Linked DNA regions of Homo sapiens: region 2 is linked to region 1. A link is a loop called in an ENCODE intact Hi-C map of the cell type or tissue named here. Cell type or tissue: K562. All regions are shown on one strand. Each heading gives the region's core, and the rest is flanking DNA. Links, peaks and the distances in the headings are about the cores only.

What was found. A loop is a pair of places that touch in the nucleus more often than their neighbours do. Peaks named below come from ENCODE experiments on the same cell type or tissue, not always from the same donor. Only the 100,000 strongest peaks of a DNase experiment are listed, where the experiment ranks them.
Region 2: a loop joins it to region 1, with 1.9 times the contacts of the local background. A loop is called at or near these places in 1 of 110 quality-filtered maps.

Annotation. Positions count from the first base shown.
Region 1 is chr2:46,309,071-46,325,841 of GRCh38, reverse strand. All of the region lies in intron 1 of EPAS1 (endothelial PAS domain protein 1), which reads right to left. Among named protein-coding and RNA genes, the nearest start is that of EPAS1, 20 kb to the right of the region's middle. In K562, for the core only: a CTCF peak has its summit at 8,951; DNase peaks (open chromatin) are centred at 9,131 and 10,481.
Region 2 is chr2:46,421,081-46,437,851 of GRCh38, reverse strand. LINC02583 (long intergenic non-protein coding RNA 2583) reads right to left here and starts at 8,662. Exons shown (of 4, transcript NR_103805.1): 1 at 8,573-8,662. RefSeq lists a silencer at 2,528-2,822 and an enhancer at 2,528-2,822. In K562, for the core only: a CTCF peak has its summit at 8,844 (motif pointing left); a DNase peak (open chromatin) is centred at 8,751.

The sequences.
Region 1 (16,771 bases), core at 6,251-11,250:
CCCTGTTTTAAAAACAAAAAGCCCTAACATGAGTTCTAATGATCATCATGGTAATAGGATTTCAAGTTTTTCGCCAAATTTTTTATCCATGCAGCAGCTATGGATGAATATAAAACACCCTGGAAGTGAGCGTGTATGTCCCAATGGAGCTTTCCTGTTGGCAGGAACAGAGAAAATGGTCATGGAACTCCTCCTCCAACACCTGCCTGACATCACCAGCACAAAAGCCAGAATTCTCCGGCTAAGCAATGGAAAGGTTGACTAGCTACCATACAATTACCCTGCACTGATCTTATCCCGCCTGGATTCTCAGTTGAACTACTAGGAGGTCACCACCAAAGTGAGTCATGTCATCCTTCGCCTGCCTACAGGATATTCTAACACTGAGGCTATTAGGGCTTTTACCATGAATGAAGGACACCCTTTGGTGCCTCTCCTAGTCCCTCAGCCTCAAGGAAATGCCCACATCGGCAGAATTTTTCTTTATGCTCTTTTGTATGTTCTTGCTCCCATCTGCAATGGATAGGACAAAACAGTTCTCTCCCCAAAAGGAACTATCTAAAAAATTCCCAAGGGCAGTAATACTCTAATGTAATACAATACTGGTTTTAAAATCCCATATTATCTAAGACTCTAACCTAGAACATACAGAGCACTGCCCACTGGAGAGTACTGGATCCAACAAGCCCAAGGGAACCTTCCTCACCATGCTTTTTAAGCAGGGAAGTGGATTCCTCCCAGGGTCCTGTCCTCAGGAGATTTCCCTGCTCCATCTGGAAAGGTCAGCTCACCCTAAAGATAAACTGGACCTTTTTTCTTCTCTTTCGATGTTAAGAGCTACACAACATACTTAAATATTAAACAACATCTCTATCAATGGGGAACTGCCCAGTCCAACAGTATAGCAAAAGCCTGTGCCCAAGCTGGGTGAGATAGAAGAAAGAAAGGCAGGCTGTGAGATGGGCTCCAGCCCAATTCGTTTTCAGTGTAGAGCAGAAACACCAACCACTTCTGGACTTCTCTATTCTCAACATTTAACAAAACAGCTCCAAATGGAGGACTCTGTCTCTCCTGTTAAGCCTTTTATAAGGTGCAGTTAGTTCCCCACTTACGTAACTGCTTTTAATAATGTGCCTTGAAAACTTGTACGGAAAAAGTTTGGCATCTAGGGGCAGCCCAAGGATGAGCGTTTTCATCCTGGCCAGGCTGCCACAGCCTTGCCCCAGTCTATAGGGCATATCACAGCCAAACAGGGACATAAATGCTCCCTTTAACTGTGTCTTGGTTTGGCCAGAGATGGCCTTAAACCAGTCTGTTCTCAGGGTTACTGTTCCCTACCTCCAGCATGCACCTATGCTTTGTATTTTCACAAGCAAGATTTGTAGTTTTGGATGATAAATATTTATTGGGCATCTATTGCCCATGGGCCTTGCTAAGAACTGTGGGGTGTGCAATTCATATAAAAACATAATTAGGGCTGGGCGCAGTGGCTCACACCTGTAATCCTAGCACCTTGGGAGGCCGAGGTGGGCAGATCACAAGGTCAGAAGATCGAGACCATCCTGGCTAACGTGGTGAAACTCTGTTTCTACTAAAAATACAAAAAAATTAGCCAGGCGTGGTGGCGGGTGCCTGTAGTCCCAGCTACTCAGGAGGGTGAGGAAGGAGAATGGCATGAACCCAGAAGGCGGAGCTTGCAGTGAGCCAAGATCGCACCACCGCACTCCAGCCTGGGCTACAGAACGAGACTCCGTCTCAAAAACAAACAAACAAAAAAACCATAATTCACCCTGCCCTTGCTTTTAAGCTGCACAAACAGCAAATGAGACAAGAGGTTGCCCTATATACACAGTAGCCATAGACTAAATATTTGTTGTTGGTGGTGAGACCAGACATTGTATGGGCTGGCAGAAACACGCAAAAGATCATGGTGGGTTATTTCAGAAGACAGGAGAATCACACCCAATACAGTCAGTTTCCTTTGATTACTCATGTATATCTTTGCAAAATTCTGTTTTGGCTTCCCTGTGGAAAACAGATGAGCAAGTGACCTAGGGGCATAATAGTGGCAATATCTGATACAATTCACAATTTTCAGAGGAAAAAAAAATATTACTTTCTTGATGAGTTTGGTCAGTTTTCTACCAGTCTCTTATGCCATAAGAAGAGAAGCAAGACATCAATCTGTGGATGACTTTGGGACTCAGAGAGCCTCTGTAATGTGTTTTGGTTTGGCCAGAGATGGCCTTAAACCAGTCTGCTCTCAGGGTTACTGTTCCCTACCTCCAGGATACACCTATGCTTTGTACTTTCACAAGCAAGATTTGTAGTTCCGTATGATAAATATTTATTGGGCATCTACTGCCCACGGGCCTTGCTAAGAACTGTTGGGTGCGCAAGATATATAAAAACATAATTCAGTCTTGTTTATTCCTCCCATCCATTTGTTAAAAGACCTCATCAGGTGTGGACACAGTTGCCTTTGGCACCTACTTTATTTTTCCTTTCTTAACAACTGTTTATTGATCACTATTTTATATCCATCACCAAACTTAGTGCCAAAGAGTAGAATAACTATTTTTAGAATAAAATGTAGCATATATGAATTAGACAAAATATAGCAGCTTAAAAAAAAAGTCTCCTCATTAACTTCGTCTAGATTTTTACACTTTTCAAGGGTAACGGCCCTGTGTTGCCTGTGTGCTGAGTGTAGACTCTAGTTATGATCCGTGAGGTCGCCATGGGAGTGCTGTGCTTCACACAGCCTGCAATCTACCACGCTCTTCCCTCCTAGGCAGATAAGACTGGAGCTCACACAAGGTTTGTTTTCAGCTGTTAATAGATTGATTCCTTGGTAATGTCTCCATTTTAGAAAGGCCATACAGGTTAGTACAGAAATTGCAAACTTCAGCTCCCACTGACGGGTAGGTTTGGCTGTCAGGAGCAGTGTGTGAAAGATTCCGAGGACATCTCTGGGCTCAGAGGTGCTGTGATTGATTAATATTGCCTGTCGTGGGGGTGGACTAAGTGAGGGAAGCACAGGTGGTATCTATGCCTTTGCCATCCCTGATATAATGGAAACAGCAGAAGCTTTGGAGTGAGGCCTCTCAGCTTCAAATCTGGGCTCTGGCTCTGTGTGCAAGAACTGAGGCAAGTCATTTGGCCTCTCTACATCTCAGCTCCTCATCTATAAATGGGAATAATATCTATTTCACAGGCTTGATGGAAAGCAGTGGTTCTCATAGTGTGGTCCAGGGATGAGCAACATCATCATCATCTAGGAACTTGTTAGAAATGCACACTCTCAGGCTCCACCTCAGACCTGCGGGCCGAGTAAGAAATTCTAGGGATGAGGTCCAGTAATCTGAGTTTTAATAAGCCCCAGGCAGTTCTGATGCACACTAAGGTTTGGAACCCCTGTTGTTAAGAGTCACAAATAAGTCCTGCGGCACTTACAAGGATAGAAGTTATGTTTTATCAGTCATGACTGATGTAGTCATCTGCCACACAGTGACTAGCAAAGTGCCAGGCTTATAGCAGGTGCTCAATACATTCTAACTTCTTTTTCTTGTAAAAATATGAGCTGCCAGCATAAGAACCTAGCGGGTGGAGAAGAGGAGGGGTTTGTATATTGTTTCAGGTGGAGAAATTAGCTAGTGCAGCGGTTCAAAGACTTAAGCAAATGCTTGGCAAGATGTCTGGGAGATTTCCTCCCCCAAGAAGAAGGAAGAAAGTGGGCCCAGGATTCCGTAGTAGATGACAACAATAATTATTCTCAGGGAAGAATTTCAGGGAAGGGTACCTATACATCACCCAAATCAGTAGGGATTATACAGGATAGATCCAGCCCACAGCAAGCTTGCCTTAAACCTCATTCAGAGAGTTGAAGTTACTTAAGTCCCAAAGGCCTCTATTTAAAATAGTTTCACATGCTCCACAGCACGAACTGAAAATAGGTCTACTGAGGTGCCTGTACTATATCCTATATGCCAGTTATTATATATAATAACCTTATGGTGCCTTCATCCTTCTCTCCCTGACACCTTTCACTCCCAAATATCATTATGTTGATAGTCTTTGTTTGCCTCACAGGTGTAAACAATGGGGCAGTGATTTCCATTCCCACACAGGCTGTTGTGGGGGTGCGGGGGTGGGGTGGGGGGCAAGGAACAGGCAATATGTTTATAAAGACAAATCACTGATCATTAGGAAAATGTAAATCAAAGCCACAATGAGATACCACTTCACACCCACTAGGATGGCTGATATCTAAAAACAAAAACAAAACAAAACAAAAAACAGAAAATAACAAGTGTTAGCAGGGAAATGAAGAAACTGGAACTCTTATGCATTGCTCGTGAAAATGTACAATGGTATGGCTGCTATGGAAGACAGTACAGCAGTTTTTGAAAAAAATAAACACAGAATTACCATATGATCCAGAAATTCCACTTCTAGGTCTATATCCAAAAAAACTGAAAGCAGGGACTCAAATTGTACACCATGTTCACCATGATTCACAACACCCAAAGGTGGAAACAACTCAAATGTCCCTTGACAGAAGACCAGATAAACAAAATATAGTGTCTACACACAATAGGATATTATTCGGCCTTAAAAAGAAATAAAACTTTGAATACATGTTGTAACTTGGATGAACCTTGAAAACATTATGCTAAGTGAAATAAGCCAGACATAAAAGGACAAATACTTTATATGTCTATATATACAATCTACTTGGAATAGTCATATTCATAGAGAAAGTAGAATAGTGATTATCGGGGATTGGAGCATGTGGGGAATAAAGAGTTATTATTTAATGAGTACAGAGTTTCCATTTGAGATGATGAAAAAGTTCTTGAGCAGTGGTGCTTGTAGCCCAACAATATGAACGTACTTAATGCCATTGAATTGCAGGCTTAAAAATAGTTAAAATGGTAAACATTTTTTGTTATGTATATTTTACCACAATAAAAAACGATTTAACCACCTTAACCCCACCACTACCAGCAAAGGAAAACGACAACACAATGCAAAGCTTCTACAGTACTCTTAAACTAAACTCTCACACAAAGTTAAGTATCTTGAATAGAAAGGACTCCAAAACCTCTCCCTGCTTAAAATCTAAGATGATAATGGCACGGGCAGACAGTTTTCTTAATTTACTTTCATCTGCCACACTCCAAGCATATCTGCTGTGAAAAAGAGACACAGCTGAAAATGGAGATTTAGCTCTGGCTGTCCAGTGTGTTCACCCAGTGGCTTCAAAATCCCTATTCTCCTTTCCGTTAATGAAGGTTTGCTTCGATCTTTCCATTAGCCCACAAACTGCTATTAGAAAAGCCATTTATCAAATTAACACTGAGCACTGCAAAAGTCATCTGCAAGCGGCGTGCACTTTTCCACGTAGGAGTTGCTATGCCAACAGCTGCTCCATGTGCATTGTACAGAAGTAGCCATTTCAACAAAGTCCTGTTCAACAATTCCCAGGACCAATTAAGTCTTACTGTCCCTTTGCACTCCCTAAATGTGTACACATGGCAAGTACCCTACCAGAATCGGGTAATGACCAACTAAGGGAGCAATTACAAAATCAACAAATTTCCACACACCGAAAACTTTGAAAAGCAGGCAACAATTAGTTTCTCTCTTTAACTTTTACTCCTAGTCCCATCCTCATTCCTCGGGAATAGAGTCAAGGAATTTGGTGTAATAAGAGTCTGGCCAGTAATTCTAGAAAAAGGAGTCCAGGGTGAATAAATTGAAGGAGAGACTGTAATTATTCAGATTGTTGTAATAGATCATTTGCCTGAAGAGCAGACAACTATAAACAAAATGAGGCAAAAATCCTCGCATTCTGCCGTTGCCAAATTTTGTTGCAAATTTTTCTGTTCGAAGATGCCTGGGAACTCTTAAATATGTTTAAACTGACTGGCATTATCATGCTTTCCCACATAGACAAGAAATCTGAAAAAGAGAGCTTTAGGAAACGATTTGTCTTGACTAAACAGTAAACTTTACAAGCAATTCCCAACCACAAGCAATCATCCCCAGCCTCATACTATCACTTCTGATTAAATCAAACATTCAACTCAATTTAAAAATGAATCAAAGAAAATAAGCAAATACCGCAGGCACCTGGCTCCAAAACAAAGAGGAATCACCATTATATCAAAGTTTACTGTAAATCTATGCCACACTTCCAACCACGATCAGCAATGGAGGAGAAAAAGCTAATCACAAGCCTTAAAAATATACAATTTCCAAGGATGAGACAGAAACACTGATAGCACCTTTTTCAGCTAAACTAGTTGGATTTTTAAAATAATCTTCCAACTGTCAGCAAATCTGAATGATACTTTCTTTAAAGTTTTTAACATCATGAAAACAACTGTATAAAGAAGAAAGAGTGCCTTTTTAAAGATATAGATTGTGTCATAAAATTTCAGGAGGACAATAACCAATTAAAATTAAAAATGGAGCTTATTTGAAATCTTGGTCACAGGAATACCACTGAAGAAAAACTTGTTCTCCCAGCTAGCAGCTCCTGGCTCAAAGCATACATATGGGCCACACTGGAGGATCATTTTACCCAGGGTAAGGTCTGGCCCAGCCCTGGAAGCTGTCATCATTGCAGCCTCTTCCTATGTAATCAAGTGAATTATTCTAAGCCTAGAGAAAGGCCTACATGGCACTTAACCTTTTATTTTGCAGCTATTTCTGGGGCACCATAGCTAACACACTGGTCAGAAATATAGAAAAGATGCCGCTTTTCAGATAACACATTGGTCAGAAATATAGAAAAGATGCTGCTTTTCAGGTCTGAAAATAAGCTTGGGCTGGTTATAGCTTGTTTTCTGAGCCTGGACATGTCAATGAATAAGGGTTTCACTATGATACCTCTATAAGTGGAACTTAATACAACTATGTATTAAATCTTTGTAACTTAGTAGCAAGAGATAGTTCTGATATATTGCTATATAGAAAATGCATTTCACAATAGCATGTAACATGATAATGCAGGCATACCTCATTTTATTGTGCTTCACAATTAATACTATTAATAACTAATAATTAATGTTGAATTTAGGGAAGACACGTCATGTGAATTTACAAGTAGTTCTGCTACAACATGGCATATGAGCTCCTAAAAATCACCACACTATGCAAAACTAAAAACCACAGAGCTTACGGGAAAGAAGAGGTTAGGGTACAACACTCAAAAACTTTCTCAGCAACACAAAAACAATATGGGAACTTAATAAAAATGGTAGCACAGTTTTACACGTGTTAAATGGTTAAGAAACACAGGCATGCCTTGTTTTATTATGCCTTACTTTATTGCACTTTGCAGATATTGCACTTTTTACAAATTGAAGGTTTGTCAGGCAAGTTTATCCATGCCATTTTTCCAATAGTATGTGCTCACTTCATATCTGTGCCACATTTTGGTCATTCTTGCAATATTTCAAACTTTCATTATTATAGCTATTATTATAATGATCTGCGATCAGTGATCTTTGATGTTACCACCGTAATTGTTTTTAGGCATAAACTGCACCCATATAAGACAGTGATCTTAATAAATGTTGTGTGTGTTCTGACTGGTCCAGTGATTGTTCCTCTGTGTGCGTGTGTGTGTTTGTGTGTGTGTGTGTGTATCTCTCTCTCCCCCTCCCCAATCCTTCCTATTCCCTGAGACACAACAATATTGAAATTAGACCAATTTTAATAACTCTACAATGGGCTCTATGTGTTCGAATGAAAGGAAGAGTCACATCTCTCACTTTAAATCAAAAGTTAAGGAATGATTAAGCTTAGTGAGAAGATCAAACCAGGCATAATATTCCCTTAAGCCAAAGTCTAATCCAGAGCAAGGCCCTAACTCTCTTCAATTCTAGGAAGGCAGAGCAAGGTAAGGAAGCTGCATTAAGAAAAGTATGAAGCTAGCAGAGGTTGGTTCGTCACATTTAAGGAAAGAAGACATCTCCATAACATAAAAATGCAAGGTGAAAGAGCAAGTGCTGATACATAAGCGGCAGCCAGTTATTTAGAAGATCTAGCTAAGATCATTGATGAAGGTGGCTACACTAAACAGATTTTCAGTGTAGATGAAAGAGCCTTATGCTGGATGAACATGCCATCTAGGACTTTCACTGCAAGAGGGGAGAAGTCAATCCCTAGTTTCAAAGGACAGGCTGACTCTCTTACTAGGGACTAATGCAGCTGGTGAGTTTAAGCTGAAGCCACTTATCATTTACCATTCTGTAAGTCCTAGGGTTCTTAAAAATTATGCCAAATCTACTTTATTGGTGCTCTATCAGTGGAACAACAAAACCTGGATGACAGCACATATGTTTATGTGCTCGTTGTCAATGCACCTAGTTACTCAAGAGCCCTGATGGAGACGCACAAAATTAATGTTGTTTTCATGCCTGCTAACACAAGATCCATTCTGAAGCCCATGGATCAAGGAGTAATTCTGACTTCCAAGTCTTATTCAAGAAATTTTGTAAGGCTATAGCTGCCATAGATAGTGATTCCTAGATGAATCTGGGCAAAGTAAATTGAAAACCACCTGAAAAGAGTTCACCATTCTAGATACCATTAACAGCATTTGTAATTTGTGGGAGGATGTCAAAATATCAGCAGTAACAGGAGTCTGGAAGAAGTTAATTCCAAACCTCACGGATGACTTTGAGGGGTTCAAGACTTTAGTGGAGGAAGTAACTGCAGATGTGGAAGAAATAGCAAGAAAACTAGAAGTGGAGCCTGAAGATGTGACTGAACTGTTGCAACCTCATGATAAAACTTGAACAGATGAGTCAGAGCTTCTTACAGATGAGAAAAGAAAAGTGGCTTCTCAAGATGGAATTTGCTCCTGGTAAAGATGGTGTGAACACTGTGGAAATGACAACAAAGGATTTAGAATATTACATCAACTAAGTTGATAAAGCAGTGGCAGGGTTTGAGAGGATTGACACCAATTATGAAGGAAGTTTTACTGTGGGTAAAATGCTATCAGACAGTATCACATGCTGCAGAGTCTTTCCTGAAAAGAAGACTCTATTGATGTAAAAAACTTCATTCTTGTCTGATTTCAAGGAATTGCCACAGCCACCCCAACCTTCAGCAACCGTCACACTAATCAGTTCTGCAGCCACCGATATGGAGGCAAGAACCTCTCCCAGTAAGAAGATTATGACTCACTGAAGGCTCAGATGATTGTTAGCATTTCTTTTAGCAATAAAATATTTTTAAATTAAGGTATAGACATTGTTGGCCAGGTGCGGTGGCTCATGCCTGTAATCCCAACACTTTGGGAGGCTGAGGCAGGCAGATCATTTGAGGCCAGTAGTTCGAGACCAGCCTGGCCAACATGGCAAAACCCCATCTCTACTAAAAACACAAAAATTAGCTGGGTGTGGCAGCACATGTCTGTAAATCCCAGCTACTCGGGGGTGCTGAGGCACCAGAATTGCTTGAACCCAGGAGGCGGAAGTTGCAGTGAGCTAAGATTGCCCCATTGCACTCCAGTCTGTGCAACGGAGTGAAACTGTGTCTCAAAAAGAAAAAAAAAAAGGGTATGTACATTGTTTTTTAGACATAATGCTAAAATATAAACATAACTTTCATATGCACGAGGAAACAAAAAAAAATCATGTGACTCGTTTTATTGTGATATTCACTTTACTGTAGTGGCCTGGAACGAACCTACAATATCTTAGAAGTATGCCCGTATTCTGTAATTATATATCAATATTCATGATATAGAGAAAAGTATGTTCACCAAAGAGTTAACAGTGGTTATCTCTGGGTGATGGAATTTTGGTGATTTTTATTTTTATCTCCATGCCTTCTTTTACTATGACTTTTTATGGGGAACATGTATATTTTTTATAATCAGAAGAAAACAACTTAGCAACTTTAAAAATAATTTTACAGGAGAGACAATTCATGGAGATAGATGTGTGTGCACATGGTCCCAGGGCCTTCCCAACTCCCCTTGTGCTATAATCTTCCAAAGAATTTGAGGGGGCTCTGCCCCTCTTGCCCTCCACCCTCAGAGCCCAGAGCACCCCTGGGTGACGTTTGCAGATCCCTGCCCTCCCTCTACATCCTGCCCTCGGTCCAGCAGTGTGAGTGAGCTGCTCCTGCACTGGGGCCAGCCATTCAGGGAGCAAGGAAATATTATGCAAGAGCACAGGAAGTCAGAGGAGACAGGATTCTGGGCAGGCCTGGCAAGGAGTCTGTGTGAACTCCAGTGAACAAGCAGACTTTGCTCAGTGGGGCCGAAGCCAGCAGAAGGCCTTCCCAGGGCAGCAAAAGGGAGCCGTCCACCTCATGTCTCTGGCCAGTGGGCAGCCATCCAGAACTTGATGTACCTGATGTGAGGCAGATAAACCCAAGTCTCAATATTTCTACTCTTCTGGCCCAAGTTCAAGGTGACTCCCCAACACTTATGCACTGTGACTCACCTCCGTCCCACAGTATGCACCCCCGCCCCCTCTGTACAACATGACTTCATTCAGTGATTTTCAAACCTGCTCCTCTCACGGCCATCAGCTTTCCGGCTCAGTCCGTTCTCACTGTCTCAGAGTGAGGGACACAGTTCCTCCGGGTTGCCTGCATGGGTTGCCTCACATCAGTATCAGCCCTGAAAACTTCAGATACGTTCATGTACATGTATATGAGTCACAGTGGCCACAACCTCTTCTTTTGCAGTAGTTGATATTTTGGAAGCCCCAATCCAACTGGCAGGGCAGAGATCATATCAGCCATCTAACAGAAGTGGAAACTGAGGCACAGAGGGAGTGCAGTGTGACCTAGTTGAGGGTGCTCTCCGTCACCCCAGCAGCCTGCCTCCTTCTCCCTGGCATCAGGAGATGGAGACACTACCCCTCCTGCAAGCACAACTATCCCTTTTTGTAGAAACCACTGGGCAGCCCACCTTCTCGTACCCCAGCCCACCTCCTTCTTGAGGGTGGTGGTCTTGCTGCTGTCATGGAAGTGGGTTGGGCCATGCCCAACAGCGACTTCCAAGTCTCTGCCCCTCTATTCCAACAGAACCTCCTCTTGGAGAATGGGGAGTTCCTTCCTCCAGCTCCCGACCAATCATCTTTAATCGTCCACCTTCCTTCCCTCTAAGGGAGCATGTGAAAACAGGAGTCAGGACGAGGCTCCACTTGAAATTTATTTCACAATGGAGCTAGAACCCTATTGGGGATCTCTGAGCCAATTTTGACTGGTTCCCACTTACTAGTCCATTGTGAAGATGGGGAAACTGAGGCCCAGAGAGATCATCCAGCTGATTGGCACTTGCCTTTGCTGTCTAGCAGGCTACACAAACAGGACGTTTTCCTGAACAGAAAGGACCTAGATCTGAGTGGAGAGATAGCCAGGGCTGGGTAGAAATGGGGCTGTAGTCCTAGGACCCACACTCCCTTTGGCATCTGTGGAGGTACAGGCAGTGGTGTTTCAACACGCAGAGCCAGCCATGTAGAGAGTGACACCGACCCAATCACTGCCCCTGACCTGACAATTGCTAATTGTGGTAAGAACCGACAGTGGCATTCTCCTGGGACTCTCTTGTGTATTTCCAGACGCCACCAACACACAATGGCCTCTACTCCTCCGGTGTAAACATTGCCAAATAAGACAAACAATAACATCACCACGACAGAAAAATAAGGTGCCAAGAGAGACAGCATGGGTCTGTGGAAAGAGTCTGGGTCTGGGAGCTGTTCAGGTAGGCACTGCCACTCTCTGGTTTTGTGATCACATTTTTGTGCCTCAGTTGTTTCATCTATATGACAAAAATGACAAAAGCTTCAATCTACATCAAGAGCTTTGAAAAAAAATTAAGCACTGAACAAATATAAGAAATAATAACGTTGAAGACAAAGACCTGACAACCTCAGATTATTTCACTTAACAAACATTTAAGGAGCACCTCCTGTGTGTAGGCACTGCCCCAAACCCTGAGGATATGGCAGTAACCATGTAATGCATGGTCCCTGCCTTCATGAAGCTTACATACTAGGGGGCAGCAAAGGTGACAGATGATAAGCAAATAAATTATGACATGTGGGGCTGGTCACCGTGGCTCATGCCTGTAATCCCAGCACTTTGGGAGGCCAAGGCGGGCAGATCACCTGAGGTCAGAGTTTGAGACCAGCCTGGCCAACATGGTGAAACCCCATCTCTACTAAAAATACAAATATTAGCCTGGCATGGTGGTGCGTGCCTGTAATCCCCGCTACTCAGGAAGCCGAGGTGGGAGAATCGCTTGAACCTGGGAGGTAGAGGTTGCAGTGAGCTGAGATCCCGCCATTGCACTGCAGCCTGGCGACAGAGTGAGACACTGTCTCAAAAATAAATAAATAAATAAATAAATAAATAACAACATGTGGGAAGTACTGCTAAAACAAAACAAAACAGAACAGGAGGGAGGTTAACTAAAGGAGGTGAGAAAATGCTTCCCTAGGGAGGTGATATTTAAGCTGAGACCTGAAGGCAGAAGTTAACTGGCCAGCCTCATGGGTGGGGCTGAGGGATGAGCAAGCTTAGGCATTAGGGGCATCAAAGATGTTACAGATGAAGGATCAGAGGCCAGAGCTGAGTGGCCTGTCACATCTCATGGTCAGTATGTAGCACAGCCAGGCGTTTGCACTCAAAGCCTTTTTCCCACTTCTAGTAACACCGGAAGGACAAGGTATCTTTTAGGTGTCAACATTCGCTCTGTTTCTCTGCTAGTAGCTGTCTGACCTCTTAAAGACCTTGGGCAAGTCATCTGCTTTCTTTGGGAGCCCACAATTAGGTCTTGCTCATAAGATGCAAAGCAACAAGTAGGACCTGAGCAGACATGGTACAGATGTAGCTCTTTAGGTTTAGAGATTTGGGTGTGCTGAGTTGAAGGGATATTCCCATTCTCGACAGAATCACATCTTGCACAAACCACCTCCATCTCCACAGGGGAGGGAAAAACAGGCCAGATGTAGAAAGGAGCATAACTGGTCAGACCCTTTATCTAGAATCCTGGAAGTGTCCTTGGTCTCTTGGGTATAATCAGATTTCCTCACATCTCAGGGTATGGGCAAAAATAGAACTGATACCCAAAAATCATTATTAGTAAAAACTAATAATTCTGAAAATCCCAGCCAGGTAAGAAATTTAAAGGCCTGAGAGCAAGAGTCCCCTAGCTTTTCCTAAGGCTGCCTTCCAACTGCAGCCAAATCACATCAACAGGCAATAATGTGCCTAATGATTATATTGCTGTGCTTGTTAATAATGATGCCTTGAAGGTCTGCCCTTTAAACTTTTCAAAGTTCTATTGAGATAATAGTTGCAAAAGTGATTTTTAAAATATAATAGACTTTAAAAATGCATGGTTTTATGAAACTCTAGCTCATTTCAAACTCATAATAGTACTCTGAGAAAGCAGCAAATATGTCTAACCCCACTTAGGAAAGGGGTTAAAGAAAGAAAGGTTAAATTACCTGTCCTAGGTCACACACATCAGAGAAAGATCTAGAAAAGTCTTTCAAACTCCTAGAGACTTGAGAGCTCCTCTGAACCCCATGTGGAGGTAGGCTTTGCCAGGGACACAAAAAAAGAGAAGGTGACTCGGGAGCATTTACAATCCGTTTGGCAAGATAAAAGCCAAGAAACACAGAACCCTGTGGTCATCCCAACGCTAATTTTGGAGGCAAAGAAATTCAAGTGGGTGAAAGTTTGTCTCTCTCCAAAATAAACATGTACTGTGCCTTGGCCCTGAAGATCTAACTCAAGAAGAATTAAGTTGTCGTCATTGCCCTGGTAATATTTGGAGCCATACAAGGAGATACAGGTGGCCTGGAATCACCAAGATTATGTTGATTTGGGTATGGAAAATGGTTTCAAATGTGCTCAAAAGAGATGACTCAGGAACAAAGGGATCAATGCTCACAGTCACCCAGACTCCTTTCTGCCTGGGTTTTCTGCTCACCAGGCTTTCCCAAGGCCTTGGGCTGGCTGGCGGCCACAGTGACCACACCACCCTCAGGTGTGCCCATGTCTCAACATCTCACTAGCCAAGGTGGGGAAAAGTACTTGCTAGGAGTTCAGCAAAGGCAAAGTTGGAACTTTTCAAAAGGATGTTTTACTTTAAAAAGGAAGAGAAAAGGAAATGAACACAAAGGAAAAGACGTGGATATGTTCACAGGTTTCACACCCTAACAGATATCTAGTCACAGGTTAGCTTGGTAGGACATCTTCCTTTTCCTTCTGGAGGTCCACCTGGAGCTGTGAGAAGGTAGATGCTAGACTCAAATTTCTAGCCATGGCAAGATTTGGGTAAACAACACTTTCTAGCCTAGGGGAGTTCTTAGGAGATTCTTGAAACTAGTCCCTTAGTTTGGGCTGCGCTGTGCTCCAAAGCTCTCTGGCACCTGCAGTCTTTTCCTGGTTCTGACAGTCCAGGCTCCTTTCCACCTAACTGTAGAGGGCCCTTCCCTGCTCTCGGGCCTGAGGCTCAGCAGCCTGCACAGAGTAGGCAATGAGCAGAGAATGACTGTGGAGCGAGTCATTGAACCAACCAATCCTGCCTGGGCCAGGCAGCAGTTTCCCAGTTTTACAAGCATTTATTGATTACTAGAGGGACAGAAAAGGAATAAGAGGCCAAATATGCTGGGTGCAGTGGCTCACGCCTGTAATCTCAGCACTTTGGGAGGCCGAGGCGGGTGGATCACAGGTCAGGAGATCGAGACCATCCTGGTTAACACGGTGAAACCCCGTCTCTACTAAAAATACAAAAAAAATTAGCTGGGCATCGTGGCAGGCACCTGTAGTCCCAACTACTGGGGAGGCTGAGGCAGGAGAATGGCGTGAACCTGGGAGGCAGAGCTTGCAGTGAGCCAAGATCGTGCCACTGCACTCCAGCCTGGGCAACAGAGCGAGACTCCGTCTCAAAAAAAAAGGCCAAACACGCAGTTGTCATTGTGAGGTTAAATTCTAAGCCAAAAGTACTCAGGAGTTATATAGCCTCCCTCAAAGTACCGGTGGACAGAATGAGCTAAAGTGACTTGGATGAGACCCGCTGGCCTCTACTGGTCCCTGGAATGGAATCTTCTCCAGTGACTTGGGATCTCTGGCCAAGGCCTGGCCCACAGTGTTCAGGTATGACTTTAAGTGTTTCTAAATTCCTCCAGGGGAAAGGTTACACCTGCTCGAGGAGGGAAAAATCCCCAGCTGCTCTACCCAGGTGACTTCAGGAAGACGGCTCCTTTTTTCCCTCTTCTGGTGGTATCATCCCAAGAACTTGAGTTAGGGCTTTAGGGAGTGTTGTGACCAAACACTAGGAAAGGAGAAGGTCAAGGAACAGCTTGGTCGCAGTGCTTTGTACAGGGTGTGCAATGAACAGTTATTGGTAGAAATTGATCAAAGGGATGGTCTGACTTGGATTTGGCTGTGTCATGCCCTACAGATAGTGGGATATTGAAGGGACTGTTCTCTTTCCATAATGGTTAGACTCAAAAACCTAGAATCCAGAATGAGAAAGGGACAGAATGAGAGCCTTATCAAATAATGAGGGGGACAAAGGCTTTACCATCAGAAAGAGAACCTTATCAAATAATGAGGGGGACAAAGTCTTTACCATCAGAAAGAGAACATGGGGATGAGGGTCACTGCTATTTTAGGATACAGCAAGCTGTCCTCTTCCAGCTCCCACTCCATGCACTAGGAGACTCAGACATGGCGTTTATTACCCTGAGAAGTGGTACAGGCCAAAAAGAAACATATATCAGAGTGATTTGGGCACATTCACACATGCCTGATTTACTAAGGGCTAGCAGGGGAGGCTTTGAGGTCAATATTATAGAAGACAAATCATGGCCTCCTCCAACCACCCACTTGATGCTCACACTAGAGCTAGGCTTCTGGTTGGAGGGCTAATGATGGAGATGCCCTGAGCAGCTTCTCATGTGCCAGAAGAGGCATGCACTGCTCCCATGGCCCCAAGGCAACCCAAAGATTCCATCACAACATGACTCAGGAAGGCCTGCCCCTAAACTTCCCAACACCAGCCCAGGCCTGGTCCTCATCTCCTTTCTGCTAACAGAGCTCCAGATCCAGCCCTGGAAGGAACTGGCTCACCAGTCCTGGCCTGCACACTCTGTTTATTGCTGCCTTCTCATTTTACTTACGCAATTCACCTCAAATGGAATGCCCCATACTCATCTGCCTATCCAAATTCTACCTAATCTTCAAGACAGACCTAGGTCTTCATGCTCCTCCAATAAACCTCCCTCTAATCTCCACTAATCACTTCCCTAACTATTCCCAACACACAAGATCTATTTACCCTTACTCACTCTCACTTAATTACTATCAATCTTCCATTGTTTGCTCAATGTTTTATCTGAGTTGGTTGTGACTTCCTAACAAGATGGCAACATTGTAAAGGCAGCTTGGACATCCATTAACATAAATCATCTTATATTGCTTAAACAAATCATTTTAGGACATCCTGAGTGCAGGGTCCATCTAATGCCTCTTTGTAACCTCACCGTACAGCATAGCACCTGAATTTGGGAGGGAACCTATAAACATCTACACACAGTGATGATTCCCACAAACCCTGCTCTACGCATGGTGGATAAGCAATGAGGATAAGTTAGGTTGATGTGAGCAAAGTGTCTACCTGTGCTTCCAGTTCTCTACACCAAACTCCCAAAGTTCCTGACATAGACAGAATTACTCAGTCTACAAATAATTACTGAGCACCTCAAGA
Region 2 (16,771 bases), core at 6,497-11,496, 110 kb before region 1:
TTGAGGATTCAGATTGATCTACTTAAGCCACAGCCATGAACAAATCACTCTCTTGTTCTAAAGTATCAATGGTTTCCAAATGCAATCAAATAAAATCCAGATTTTTTAGTCATTCAAAGCCCTCCATAGCCTGGTTTCAATGTACCTTTCAGTGCTTCCCTTCCACTACATTCTGTGAAGTACCTTTATTTCTCTAAACTTTTTCTATAGTTTCTCACTTTCCTGTGTTTGAATACCCCTATTCCCTTCATCTGCTACTAGGTATAACTTTCAATTTTTTTCTACCCCAATTTTCTAAAATCTTATTTCTCTTCAATATCTAGCTTAAATAATAATAATTCTCCCATACTGGTAACTGTGTCTCTTCTTTTGTCTCTGTCTTCCGAAATACAGTATCTCATATATGAGGCACTTAATGTGCATTTTCTGAAATGAAAGGAACCTGGAATTTAACTTTGGCCTTGTTGATCAGAATATGACTCCAGTCTTTGCTTTTTCATTTTAGATATTGAGATCATCTAGTCCAGTTTTTCAATCAGGGTAGTGGTCCTCTCTACAATATCTCAGACAGAAAGACGTTTCTGTGATGATACTCACTACTTCAAGATCCATACTGTTGCTGGACTTTGTTAGGTAGTTTATGTGATATATTGAGCCAAACTTGGCCCACCTAGGATTTCCATCATTGATACAGTGGTCACTGGAGGAATGAAATGTTTATAGGGAGACAGCCTATAGAGTAGGAAGAATTTAGGCTTTGGCACTGGTCAGTCTTGGGATCAAAGTTTACTCTGCTACTTACTAGCTGTATTGTCTTAGATGAGTCTATGCATTTGCCAAAGCCTCCATTTCTCCATCTTAAAAATGGGGATAATACCTTTCTAGGAGAGTTAGAATGAATGACAAAATGTATGCATGAAATAATTATGTAGAGCTTCAAGTACAGCTCCTGGAATTAAGAAAGTGTTTGACAAATGGTAGCAATTATTGTTAAGCTCCTATAGTGTATGCAGTACTCTATTACATGTCATGGGGGAATTTATAAACTAATTTATAAGACTAATCCTTCCCACTTAAGGAACTTAAGGCTAATTTGAATTATGTCCCAAATTTGTTGCTAGAGATGAATATGAGGAGAAACGTTCCTTCACTTGCCTATGGGATGAGTCCAGGTTGGCAGGTGAAGGTTGTAACTTCCAATGGAGGCAATGTCACAGTTTCTTGGAATCAGAGCTGGTCTCCTAGAGTTGACTGATATATGATCAGTTCAGTTGAAGTTTCCAGTGGTGGTTTGGGAAGGCCAGACTGTTACTGTAATGTTTGTGTGGGAAGGAAAAAGTGAAACAGACCCGCAGGGTTTAATGGGTGAGCTGAGTGAGCTGTAGACAGTGGGGCAAGAAGGGAAAAAACAAATGAGAATTCCTTAGAACTTTCTTTTCACATCATTAGAAGACTTTGTGGGGACGGGTAACTATTTTCAATGATAACAATTCATAGTGATATCCAAACCTTTAAAAAACATTGGCACAGTCTCCCCCCTTCCTTCTAACAATAGCACTCTCATTTTATGAAGTTAATCATGTGTAGCTCATTTTGGTTAGGCCACGCAATATTTTTTAGCTGTGAACTGGTATTAGGATTCGAATGTCCTAGATGCTTTATTAAATGTTTTGTGGTCTTAGTGGGCAATTGGTAATAGCTGCTTTGAACATTTTCTAGGCTAACATGCTAGAGGGTTATCTCTATGACATACAATGTTTGGAAATTTGCCACAGGTTTGAATAGATGCAGAACTAGTTCCTGTGGGAATCATCGCTGCTCTTGTTGGCCCACTTTTTTGGTGGAGGTTCAGTGAATTTTCATGCTGGCTCCAATCCTGATTAGACTCCTTAAACTGACTAAAGAGGACGTTAGCCCCCACCCTCCACTTGGCTTATGGCCAAAGCATATCCAGTCTTCCTTTGACAAGAGCAATACATTGTGTGAATCTCAAGTTTTTGCCTGATAGTGTAACTTCAAACTCTGCAGCTCTATTCTTATCAGAAGCTCATTTTTTTAAAGAAATAATGTTCATAGAAGATTGCTTGAAGGATAAACCATTCATTTCTTTTTCCATATTCTACATGCTATTCTTGGGTCAAGAGGTACCATCAGATGGTTGCAGACTGGACTGAATTGCCTAGGTCTTTCAAATAATTCATTTGATTAATGGAACTTTGATGTGTGTTGTTAGTCTACATTGAGGAACTGAAACCTGCTATTGTATTCATTGTGGGTCTTTATGGAAGGTGGAAGTCATTCCAACCTACTACATTGGGGTGGGGGAAAATTCTCCCTGGTTTCAGTACCAGGACAACTTGGGCTTCACCTGGCATCTGTTGTTATCTTTTAGAAACCAGAAAACTTGTAATCAATATTACCCTCTGTGGATTTGCCACAGGAAGCACACTGTAAAATTTGTGGTCCTCTCTCTCTTTAGTATTGTGTCTTACTCCTTGTTTATCTCTTTTGCCCACTTTATTTTTCCTTTGGCCCAACTTTCTCATTGAAACAAAACTATAATTGAACTGCATGGAGATCTGCAGCTGCCATGAATTCCTTCATGAACAAGTTAGGGCAAGTCAGAATTTTTAAGAGCCTACTATCCCTTGGTGAAGGTCAGCACAGTATGTGGGAAATTCCAGAGGAGAGAGCAAAGAGGGGAGTATTTGCCTGAGAGAACAAAGATCAGCATCTGTTTGCATCTCAGCTCTGCAAAACCCTCTTCTAACCCTTACTGGTCACATGCAATATGCTCAAACCACGAAGTTTGTTTTTTTTAGGAAATTACGGAGGTGTTCCAGAAATGGAAAGTCTGCGCTAACTCTCCAGAAATCCAGTCAGACTTTGTGGGTGATTGGGGTCAGAAAGCCAAACACACCCTCTGTCAAGACTCCACAGCCCAGTTAGCTGTACCTCTGGGGGAACCAGCAGCTGCTCTGAGCACCCCTCTCCCCTTGCATGGCAGTCTCATGCATCTCTGGCTCGGCTCACATGTGCAGGTCTCCAATTGATTAACTTCATTTCATCCACCAAAAAGACAGGTGGGCCCTCGGTCTTGACACATTCCTGATGAAGAGGTAGAGGTTCTTGGGATGACTTACAGGAGAAGTCATGGCTTCCTCAAGCCAAGAAGGTCTTCTTTGGCTGTGGCCTCTACCCTTGGCTTCCCCCACTCCCCCGCACTCTGTGCTCTTTGCTCAGCATATAGTGACCTCCCCTCTTTTTGAACATTCAAGTGGTATACACGTCCTTCAACGCTCAGTTCAAATCCTTTCAGTTCTCTCTACTCCTCCAACAGTTACCCTCTACAGCTAGAATTTCTGCAGCCTTTGGTCTGGAGCATGCTTAGCCCTTAAATTCTGCTGTCCCTGTGACTAGGACATTTTATTTGTCTGTGGTTCCTCTCCAACTAGATTTTAATCTTCTAAACGGGAGCATATATATCCTAACCTTAGTCTTTTATTTCTCACAGACATTAACATGATTCTAAGCAACAAGAGTTACTAAAAGTCTCCTTCTCTTCCTCTTCTCCATCATCTTCCACCTTTCCATCTTTCTTGCCCCCTCCTCCTGTTGTTCTACACTGTCATCTTCCTATTCCTCCTGCTTTTCCTTATTAGCTGTATGTGGGACTCAGTATTAATCAGCTTTGCGTGCTGACAAGTAACCCTCATACTTCAGTGGCTCACAAAACATAGATTTGTTTCTGTTTCACGAATACGCTAGATTAGCTGGGGCCCTGCTCCATGTCTTCTCATCTGGGACCCAGCTGAAGGAGAAGCCCAGATTCAAGACAAGTGATGACCAAGGGAAAGTGTAAGAGAACTGGAAAAAACTTGCATTGTCCCTCATGCTTTTCTCTGTCATTTCCATTCACATCGTATTGGCTCCATTGAGTCTAGTGGCTGAGCTTGACATGGGCAGGGAAGCATACCCTAATTACAGGAAGGTACTCAAGTCACATGGCCATGAGTGTCTTGCAATCATCTCTCAAGAAAGGGAGCCAAGAGTTGGGACAATGGAAACATTTACTACAGATGACTTCTAGGTGCCTGGCTCTGCTTGGTGCATTACATGAGGCAATGAATGTTCAGTTCCAGGTACAGAAATTTTATGACACATTTTACCTCTATTCTAGTCCCATTTGAGCCCTATTTTATAATGAGGAAATGGAAACTTAGATAATTTAGGCAGCTTTTGAATGAATGTTTGTATTTCTTTCAGCTTTTCTTGCTGACTGCAAATGCCCAGGTCCCACCAGCATTTCTCTTCTCAAGACAGTGCTCCCTCCCAGTACCGTTCTTACAGTTTTCCACTGTGATCCTAAGAAAAAACGTCCTCAGTAGGTCTTAGCAGATTATTTATTAACTATGAGATGAAGAGAGTTATATCATAAACTTCTGGGCAGTGGCTCACACCTTTAATTCCAGCACTTTGGGAGGCTGACAAATTCTAGAAATGCAAGGTCTCGGAATTTTACCTCCCATGTATCCTTTCCCAGGAATTTACTGGAGCATGTGCTCCATCAAAACATTTGTGTCGCCTCTGTTCCCAGTGAGAAAGCAGTATGCAATAGAGGATGAGGGCCACACTCGGAGAATGAATGTAGTGGGTAGTCTGAGAGTGAAAGACAGCAAAGGCATAGAGCATACCAAGCAGCAGATAGCACTGTTTCCGCTCTCGGGTCCACATGACTTGATGCCAGACATTTTCCCCCAGTCACATGAACCAATATGTCTTTTCTTGTCTCAGCTAGTTCCAGTTTGATTTGTGTTCCTTGCATCAGGAGGAGTCTTGATCAACTTAATGGATATGACAGTTGCATGGCTTTCTAAAAATACCACTTTTGATTTGGATATGTTCACATAACTTTTGCAAAACAAACAAAATTCCTTCTTTCCTTCCAGAGAATCAATTGAGCACAAAAATGTGCTGTGTACAGTGTTTGATCTGGATAACAACAATGACAACGGATATCTATAGCAAGTTGTATTTCAATTTTTTTACCAAATTTTGCTTAGTGTAAAAAATAACATCATTAAATAAAACTTTTCAAAGAATAAGATTTATCTCTACTTCCATCAATGTATTTTTTTGCAGTTTCCTGTGTTTTCATCTGCTGTTTCTTCATATGCAAGATAAGGTCTTCCATGGTTGTAATCATGGTGTGCCCCAAATTTGGAACTCTACTTTTTCTCTATTAAATCATAAAATCTCCATTCATCATATTTAATTTCTGTATAATAGGGTTTTTTCAACCTCAGCATTATTGACATTTTGGGAGGCTGTCCTATACACTGCAGTATCCTTGGTCACTCCTCATCAAGTGCCAATAGAACTCACCCTCCCCCCAGGTTGGGACAACCAAAAATGTCTTCAGACATTGTTGAATGTCTCTTGGGGGGCAAAATCATCCTTCACGGAGAACCATTACTGTATAGTACTCCTTTGATTTGACACCATAGTTTTTTTTTTTTAACAAGTCCCCTATTTAAGTTACTTCGAATTTATTGCTGTTACAAATGATGCAGAACTAAAAGTTCTAGGTATACACCTTTTTATAATTCAAAATTGTTCTCTTGAGAATAAATTCAATATGGTCAAGGGGTAGAAACACTTTTGTGGATTTTGACACTCATTACTAATTTGCTTTTCAAAAGAATCCCACCCATCTTAGTGTGAGGAACAATGAAAGAATGTAATAGTTTCCCTGCCATCTTGCCAGTGCATCATCTAATATGTTGTAATTTCAGCATCATGTGGTGAAAGGAATCTAGAATTTGAAGTCAAACTGGCCTGGATCAAAAAGCCACATAAGCACTGATAGCACGTTGGCCTCAGGTAGTTACTTTATCTCTCAGCTCTGATGTTTGTAAGAGTGTTTGAACGATCTCTACCTTGCAAGGTGGTTGTGCTTAAAAAAAAACTGTTATTAACTGTCATTATGCACTGCTGTCCTGGATATTCAAAATACCTCTGTCTGTAAGGCAGGCAGTGGAAAATATAATTTCTGTTTTACAAAGGCCGGAGAGGGGAAGGTATTTATCAGAGTCACACAGGAGACGTGGGCTTCCACAGAGCCTGGAGGTTTATTGCGCCAGAGAGTTTGTTTCATTCTAGCCATCTGTATATGCCTCTACCAGGTGCCTGCCCTGCTGGAGGCTGTGGGGGTTGCCAGAGGAAGGGGTAGCAGAGATTACTGTCTGACACATGAAATTACAGGAGCTCCATGCCTGGTACTGTTAAAGATTCCCAGATTCTAGGGATTCTTCTCTGTCCTTCACTCCCAGGACCTCTGTTGTCAGCATGACTGGACAGCCCTATGCCTGACATATATCCTGATTCCCTTTACTCTCCCCAGTCAGCTCCTAACCAGTACCTTGCTTCTGCTGTCACCCTCCATAGTCCACTCTCCACAAAGCCTCAGCCTTAAACAGTAAATTAGATCATGTCATGCCTCTCCTTGACCCCTATAATGCCTTCCCATTGCACTTAGAATAAATACTAACTACATACCAGAGTCAGCAACTTACCCCAGTGGCTCTCAACCTTATGATGTAGCGTCACCTGGAATTTTTTTTTTTTACAGGTTTTAAAAAATAACCTTCACTTTTTAAAAGCTAATGTGTGCATTACAGGAAACTGAAAACCACTAGAAGCAAAGAACAAAGCCATCCACAATCACAAGCAATTTAGTTTCACATGTCCTTCTAAGTCCTGTTTGTGTAGATACAACATCCAACTTGATGGACTTGAGATCATATGTTATGTATCATGCCTTTTCACACATCATGAATATTTACCAATTCAAAATCTTAAAGCTATGTGAGTATTCTGATACTCAGCAACACATTACAGCAACTTCATCTGTTAGAAAAAATGTAATCCTCCCTTTCTTAGGACAAAAATTTCATAGAAGACCCAAATGACAACATGCCTCTACATAAAAGCATTAGCAGAGTTCTGATTAAAATACTGCGTTTTCTTAATGCTCAATTTAAAATGAAACATAAAGCAGCAGAATACACTATGTATAATGTTTCTAAGATAATTTCTCATATCTATACCATTAAAATATTAGCAAGAAGGTATGTTTCCTTCAAATTACTTACTGTATTCCTATAGTACAGCCAAAAGAGTTGCACATATATCAATGACTAGTATCAAAATGTAAACATAGACACATTTGCATACATCTCTCCCTTTATACTTCATTCTGCCCTTCTGCTGCCAACCTAATGAACAAGTCCTGACATACACTGCTCAGACGTGGCTTAACAATTCCATGTTCAAGATGCATCTTTTCTATCAGTTATAACAAAAAATATTAATAAATTGCCTAATTCACTAGCTCTACTTTTTATCATACATTGTCACTCCAGGACTTTCATAAAGCTCAGATGTTGCAAAATAATAAAACTTGTCCACAACAAACACAGGCACTTTACTGAAAATGCTCATATAGAGCTATGGGTATGAGTTTAAACCATCTTCTAGATATGGAGATACTAGCAAAGAGCCCTTTCCTTCATCCTTCCTCTTCTCCCTCTCCCACCATCCCAACGACTAAGGATACTACTGTGTTTAGCTCCAAGGGGTGGATTACCAAACTCAATCCCAGAAGACAGGACTTCCTATAAACAAACAAAAGGACATTTATGAAGGGATTGTTTTACGTTAGTCAACTCTATGTACAGTGGTGAGCATTAATAAAATGTACACAAAACAAAGGTTAGATTAGAACATGAAAATCTCTTCAGATATGACCAGACTGGCCTAGAACTTCCTTCTCAGGTTTTCTATGTCCTTTAACTCACTGAACAAACGTGGAAGCTTCGCTTCCAGAGGTGGTCTAACCACTTCAAAGTCACCTCCAGAAGACATTTATTTTTTATAATTTTTTTTTTGAGACGGATTCTTGCTCTGTCACCCAGGCTGGAGTGCAATGGTGCAATCTCCGCTCACTTGCACCCTCTACCTCTGTCTCCTGGGTTCAAGCGATTCTCCTGCCTCAGCCTCCCGAGTAGGTGGGATTACAGATGCCCGCTACCACTCCCGGCTAATTTTTGTATTTTTAGTAGAGACGGGGTTTCACCACGTTGGTCAGGCTGGTTTCGATCTGACCTCGTGATCCGCCCGCCTCGCCCTCCCAAAGTGCTGGGATTACAGGCATGAGCCACCGCGCCCGGCCTATGATTTCTTTTTAAACAAATGAGAATTTACAAGATGTGTGATTTTCTAACTCTGTCATACGTCGGCAACCTCTTCTCATCTAGAAAGCCTAGATGTGGAAAATGTTTTCTTTTAAAAGGTTGGAGGGAAGTTGAGAGCAACTTTTTCATGTTATATACACACAGGTTTTCTATAAACGGCCAGTAAACCTTCCCAAAGGGTGGTGGGCATGTCCAGCGGGCCAACTGTGGCCTGTCATCCTACCATTTCTCTTGCGACATAGAGGTCTGGTAGAACTAACACCAACCCGCGATGGCCACTGATCCTTCTGCTCACCCTCCTCCAGGACTTTGCTCACCTTCTGTGCCGTTAAGGCCTTTGTTGGTTGTCCTCAGGACTCAGTAGGTCTCCTTCAACTGTGACTGAGCAGTCTCTGCAGGCCTAGGCTTTACGTTGCTCTGTGGCCTAAAGAGGCCTCCGTAGACCCGCCCTGCCACACCCTAGGGGCCTCCCTGCCGCCGCCATGCTTCCGGCCGGCCACGGCAGCTGCCACTCAAAGGCTCTGCATCCGGGTGGCTTGGCAGGGGTGTCCTCTGGAGATCCAGCGGTCGGCGGGGTCGGCTGGGAGAGGCTGCCGCCACCATCAGGTCACCGAGGTGGGTTGAGGAATATGGTCGATGCTCCTTCAAGGCCTGGGTGTGGCCGGTGGGAGCCATAGCAAGGGCTCTGGGATATCTGCAGGGCGGAGGCCCCAGTCTGTCCTGGGGCTCCCCCAACTCACCCGTTGGCCCAGGGTTTGGAGGGCCCCAGGGGAGCTAGCCGCGGAGCTCAGAGTCTCACCGTGATCTCTGTCGGAACTCTGGAAGGCTTTTAAGAAATACCGATATCTGGACTTCCTACAGACTAATTAAACCAGGCATGTTGGTTTGTCCAGACTTTGTTAGCTCTTTGAGCCATTTTAGCATCCAGGGGTTCTTGAGGGTATGTGCCAAGACTGGTATTAAAATCCTTACTTTGTCAGGCTGAGTGGATTTCTGTTGTAGGTCTATGAAAAACCAGGAAATAAACCCATGCATTCATTAATGTACACATTCATTCGTTCCTTTGTATAGGAAATTCTCATTTATGTTCTTGAGTAAGATTGGTCTGTAATTTTACTTCCTTAAAATATACTAGTCAGGTTTTGATATCAAGATAATACCAGTCTTATAAAATCAGTTTTGAAGCTTGCCGTCTCTTTTGGTTTTATGGAAAGTTTATGTAAGACTGACAAAATACCTTAATTAAACCTAAGTTTATGGAAGACTGACAAAATATCTTCATGAAATCTTGGGTAAAGTTTACTTATAAGCATCTGGGCCAAGAATTTCTTTGTGGGAAGGTTTATATATTAAATTTTTTAAAATTATAATACTGTTTAGATTTGCTATTTCTTTTGGCAGTTTTGGTGAATTTTATTTTTCAAGAAATTTGTCTATTTCATCCAAATTTTAAAATTTATTTGTTTTAAGTTATTCGGAATATCTCTTATGAGATATAATTATGACATATCATGAGATATCAATGTCTGTTGGGTCTATAGTGATGCCCCTGTTTTTATTCATAATATGGATATTTGAGCTTTCTTTTTTATTTGAACACTCTCATCAAGATTTATCAATTTTATTAGTCTTTTTAAACAACTGTCTTTTGACTGTATTTATCTTCTCTAGTATAAAGGCTTGCCCTAAAATATGTGGAGTCTAGGGCAAGAGTATTGATGGAGTACATATATATCATACTATATATAAAAAAATATATATTCAGCCAGGTGCGGTGGCTTATGCCTGTAATCCCAGCACTTTGGGAGGCCGAGGCGGGTGGATCACGAGGTCAGGAGATCGAGACCATCCTGGCTAACACGGTGAAACCCTGTCTCTACTAAAAATACCAAAAAAAAAAAAAATTAGCTGGGTGTGGTGGTGGGCGCCTGTAGTCCCAGCTACTGGGGAGGCTGAGGCAGGAGAATGGCATTAACCCGGGAGGTGGAGCTTGCAGTGAGCTGAGATGGTGCCACTGCACTCCAGCCTGGGTGACAGAGCAAGACTTGTCTCAAAAAATATATATATAAATAAATATATATATAAAAATATATATTTATATTATATATATTATATATTTATATATAATACATATATTTATATTATATATAATATAAATATATTATATATAATATATGTATTTATATTATATTTATATAATATAAATATATATAATATATTATATATATTATATATTATATATATTATATATAATATATATTTATATTATATTTATATAATATATATTATATATTATATAAATTATATATTAAATATATAAATATATTTAAAGCCATAAATTAAGAAACTGTTGACTTTATCCTACCATGACAAAGCTATATAACTACAAAATTGAAAGATATTTAAAAGCTGTGGTTTTATATATGGCTAAAGCTGATGAAACATCGGAGATAACTGAATTTTATTTTTATTGGGAATATCTGTCTATTCTGTTTATGGAATGATAATGTTTCAGTGAAAATTTTATTTGTCTATATTTTAAATAAAATTAAAAATTATTTTAATTGAATTTTTCACAAAATTTTTGTTGATTGACTGTAATGTCAAATTAGACATCCTTTCCTTAGTCTTTGTGGTTATTTTAAAAATTAATTTTAATTGGAAAAACTTCTTTCTGCAGAGGCAGTAGCTGCTGAAATTGTCAATAAAATACTTAAAGCATTACTTTGATTAGGAAATGAAACAAAAATTTTACATGTAAATACAAACATTGTAATGTGGTTGCATGACAAATTATTACTGCTGAAATACAACAAAATATTTTGACTTCATCAAAAAATGCTTATCACCATCAATTTAAAGCAATATCTAGATCCCTACAGTAAGTTCTTTTTTCACACTTTTCAATGCTTAGATATTATAAAAACTGAAGGCAGAATTTATTCCACAATTTTTTCAAAGCTCCTTCAATCAAGACAGTACCTTGATCTATAATTGTCAAAAAATAGACTATACAAATTATTCGGGGGCTTATTTGTATGTGAATCCTTTCCTTCATATTCATACAAATGTTTTTGTTTTCTTTTTCTAATTTTCTCATATCTTATTGGAATGTCACTGTATTGCATATTTCTCATGTGTTTTCTTTTGGACTTTGAAAAATTATTTCTTCTAAAGTTGTTTTTTAAGTTTGTAATCCTTTAAAAAAAATACAGTAGTCAAATACAGACCTGCTTGGATTTTTTGGTGAGTTTTAAAATATTATAGTAAGCAAAAGTTCATACCAAACTGGATTTGCAAATTAAAAAGATCATTTTTAGTATTAAGAATCAATTCTTTTTTTCTTTTTTTCTTTTTTTAATACAGAGTCTCGCTTTGTTGCCCAGGCTGGAGTGCTGTGGCATGGGCTCGGCTCACCATAACCTCCGCCTCCCCGGCTCAAGTGATTACCCTGCTTCAGTCTCCCGAGTAGCTGGGATTATAGGCACCTGCTACCACGCCTGGCTAATGTTTGTATTTTTATTAGAGAGACAGTTTCACCATGTTGGCCAGGCTGGTCTCGAACTCCTGACCTCAGGTGATCTGCCCACCTTGGCCTCCCAAAGTGCTGGGATTACAGGCGTGAGCCACTGTGCCTAGCCAAGAATCAATTCTTAATATCAAAGACCACAGACCACAATGCACTTTATTTGAGGATTGTCTGTTGTTTTGCTTAGCTCATCTAGTGCATTTCATATCTTGTCCGATCAAATCTACTTATTCTAAGAACATTTAGTCAGTGTTTCCATTATGTATCTCAGGGTATCTGTGAGATCAAATTTTGTATGTGTTTCACCAAGACACTCCATATATAGTCTATAAATTATATATGAACATTTTTTGAATATCACTCACTTTTGACATGAGCCTGCTTCTCCTAGGAACAAATTCAAACTGTGGTCCTGTATAGCACAAATAATGCTTTTAAATATTTGACCACAATTCTGGCTCATTAATGTTTTTTAATTTACCAACCATATTAGTACCTTTATTAAAGGCTTACTCTAGACAGTCTTTTAAAACAATTCCTTCATTGAAAGTAGTTTCTGTAGTTTTTTGCTTAAGACAAAACTTGTACTTTTTACAGCAGGTGAAGAATTCATCAATTCCTGGTTTCCCTCTTCTAGTAGTTCATCAGTACAAATTAAGGATATTGTTAATGTAACTTTTGTTCCTGTTATAATCTAGTTGAATGAAGTAATTTTCACTTTTATTTTATGCATTTATTTTATGTATGATTTCATTACTTTATTACCTATTAACTTAATCGTTATCTCATTTATTTCTCCATCTTACATGGTAACCAAAGTTTCTAAAAAAAAGTTTCACTTCTATATCTTGCCACTCTAGCACCATTTCAAAATGATTTCCTCCAAACCTATACCTTGTCTTTATTTTTTTTTAAATATTACGTAATTAGTACCCTGAAGAACTTCAACTTGCTTGGCTAAAATAATGAGACATAATTTTATTCTTTTCAGAGGATCAAAACAAGTTTGTTTTTTTTTGTTTTTGTTTTTGAGATGAAGTCTCCCTTTGCTGCCCAGGCTGCAGTGCAGTGGCGCAGTCTCGGTTCACTGCACCCTCCACCTCCTGGGTTCAAGCGATTCTCCTGCCTCAGCCTCCTGAATAGCTGGGATTACAGGGGCCTGCCACCACACCCAGCTAATTTTTGTGTTTTTGATAGAGACAGGGTTTTCAGTGTTCACTTACCTTGATTACTATCACAGGTTTGCTGTTAATTCAGCCTTTTTTTTTTTAACTTTTAGTATAATAGTTGCATGCGTGTCTTTTGTGTGCAAGTAATGTTTTCTATTAACCAAGAACCTAGGTCTCTCCAGTCACAGGTATTTTATTTTCATGGTCAATGCTAATTTTGAATATTGATTATAAAACATAGCAATAGTTACAAAATTCTTCGTCTACATTTCTCCATTTGAAATAGTTTTGGTGTAGAATGAAGTGTTAAATATTCTTGCATGTTCATCCAATGGGAAGTTGTAAACATTAGTTCATGTCAGACTGTGTTTGAGATACATTCTCTTGCTGTGAGAAACACGTGACTGCTGTTTCCTACAATCATTGTCCAATAAGCAGAGTAAAGCCATGGAGGTTTCTTTCTTTTACATGAAATATACCAATTCTAAAACATGATTTTCTTTTTGTAATAGAAAGGCCAGAGTGTAAGTTTTTAATCCTGAGTTGTGCATTAGATCAATTGTTTTCATTGTCACTTTAGTATGAAGTCGTAAGAGCTTCATCTGACTTGTTCGCATTGCAGATTTGACAAAAATAATTTTCTTGCTTGTTTTTATTTTGATAAAAAATTATGCTAATTTTTTATTATGTATTTTTCTCACATTCTATTTCGGGTCATGTTTGACAGAGGTCTTTTTACTTTCATTGTTTCCAGTATTAAAAACTTAACAGATCACCACTTGGGATATTTTTCTGTTACTTTTTTCTCTAATTTTTTTTTTCCTGAGTTCTACCTTGCCATTTTTTATCTCTAGTATATCTTTATTTTTACACCTCAAACAGCTAAAGCATTTTAAAAAAGTTTTTAATGTGCTCAGGTATCTGAAATTTGAATATATCTTCATTAAAGATTCTAGCTAATATAAAAAATTAAAAATTATCTTTCATGAGTGTTTCAAAAATTGTATTTTTTCTATTTATTTATTTATTTATTTATTTATTTATTTATTTATTTATTTATTTATTTATTTATTTTGAGATGGCGTCTCGCTCTGTCGCCCAGGCTGGAGTGCAGTGGCGCGATCTTGGCTCACTGCAAGCTCCGCCTCCTGGGTTCACGCCATTCTCCTGACTCTGCCTCCGGAGTAGCTGGGACTACAGGCGCCCGCCGCCACGCCCGGCTAATTTTTTGTATTTTTAGGAGAGATGGGGTTTCACCGTGTTAGCCAGTATGGTCTCGATCTCCTGACCTCGTAATACGCCCGCCTCGGCCTCCCAAAGTGCTGGGATTACAGGCGTAAGCCAGCATGCCCGGCAAAAATTGTAGTTTTTCTAAACTGTGCAAAATTACTTACTGAAATAAAAGGTAAAATACAAGCTATAATTGAACTATCAAAATTCTAAGTAAAAATAATTTAAATCTGAAACATGCTGGGTGTAGTGGCTCATGCCAATAATCCCAGCACTTTGGGAGGCTAAGGCCTAGCCCAAGAGTTTGAGACCAGCCTGGACAACATGACAAAACCCCCTGGATGATTCTAGCATCCAGTGTCCATCTAGTTGCCAAGATGAAGAATCAGAATTACATTTCATGCATATTACATCTAGACCCACATATATACAAATTTAAGAGTAATATGAATGGTTTAATATTGCAAAATGCTCCTCAGCCATCATGAGCAAGTATTGTGAAATTGGCAGTAATTTGTGAGTACTTCTGGAGCCATTAATTGGAACATAAAAGGAGCAAGGAAATGAATACCAAACACTGCTGGGAGGTAATTTTTTTTTTTTCATGTAAGAATCTATTGAATTCATGCTGAGACTTAGGATTTGGAAAGTTAATTTCTCTTGTCTTTTACCTAAGTGCTTTGTCACTTAAATCCTTTCCACATTCTAAGGAAGTGTCCATTTCTGATGTTTTGGCAGTGGCAAAACCCATAAATCTTTCTGGCCTGATGGGTAGAAGAGATTCCCTGGGGGTTTGAATGCCATTGTTCATGGGATTATTTAGATTATGAATTGTGTTGTGACGGGGCTGAGAACCAGATCCTAAGTGATGGAAGTTACCATATGTTCCTTAATAAATTGTGTGTGGGTGTGGTGCAAGGTATGGATGGAGATTCACATTTTCTGCATATGGATATCCAATTGTTCCAGCACCATTTGTTGAAAAGACAATCCCTTTTTGTCACTGAATTACTTTTGCATTTTTGTCAAAAATCAATTGACCATAGCTGTATATGTCCATTTATGGACTCTATTTTATTTGATTGATCTGTTTTTCTATTCTTACACTATATTATTATTTTTTTTACAATGTCTTTATTGTAGCTTAATAATGTCTTGAAATTGGTTTGTATAAGTGCTCCAACTTTGTTTCTAGTTTTCAAGGTAATTTGTGTTATTCGAATTTTAGAATCACTTTACCAATTTCTACAAGAAAGCAAGCAGGAATTTTAATTGGGATTGCATTGAATCTATAGATCAGTTTTGGAGAATTGGCATCTAACCAATATTGAGCCTTCTGATTTATGAACAGATTATTTAAGTTTTATTATTATTTTGTCAGCATGTTGTTTAGTCTTCAGTGTATAGGTCTGAATGTCTTTTGCCAAATGTCTTCCTATTTTATATTTTGATACTATGTATATGTACACACACACACACACATATATATATGTGTATATATATGTAGAGAGAGAGAGAAAGGAAAGAAAGAAAGAAACAAGCAAACAGGGTCTTACCCTGTCACCCAGGCTGGAGTGCAGTGGCACCTCATGGCCAACTGAAGCCTTAACTTCCTGGGTTCAAGTGGTCCTCCCATCTCAGCCTCCTGAGTATCTGGGACCACAGATGTGTACCACCATGCCCAGCTAATTTTTACATTTTTTTTAGAGATGGGTTATCATTATGCTGCGTAGGCTGGTCTCGAACTCCTGGGCTCAATTGATGCAACCATCTCAGCCTCCCAAAGTAGTGGGATTACAGGCATGAGCCACTGTGCCCAGCCAAGTACAATATTTTTTAAACTTTATAATTGTTTATGGCTAGTATATTAAAGTAGAAGTTATTTTGTATAGTGACTTTATATCCTACAATCTTGCTAAATTTACTTATTAGTACTACTTGCTTTTTTGTAGATTCTGTAGGATTTTCTAGAATGATATTCATGTCATTTGTAAAGACAGTTTACTTCTTAGTTTCCCATTTGGATGCCTTTTATTTCTTTTTGTTGCATTATTACTGTGGCTAAAACCTCCCAGTATCACGTTGACTAGAAGTGGTAAGAACAGTCATCTTTGCATTATTCATAATCTTGGGAAAAGCATTCAGTCTTTTGCCATTAAGTAAGATGTAACTGTAGATTTGTTATAGATGCTGTTTATCAGTTTAAGGAAGTTCTCTTCTTCTATCTGTCTGCTGAGAGTTTTTTGAAAATCAGAAGTGGGTGGTTAATTTTATAAAAAGCTTTTTCTGTGTCTCGATATGATTGTATGGATTTTCCTTTTTAATGTATTAAAATGAATTAAATAACTAACTTTCAAGTGTGTAACCAACCTTGCATTCTTGGGATAAACACCACTTTGTCATTATCTATTATCCGTTACATATAATATTAGATTCAATTTGATGAAAGTTTTTAAAAAGGATTTTTGCACCTATGTTTATGAGGAATATTGTTTTTTGTTTTTTGGATTTATTTATTTATTTATTTATTTATTTATTTATTTATTTATTTTTACTCGGATAACTTTACCTGTTCTTGATATTAGGAG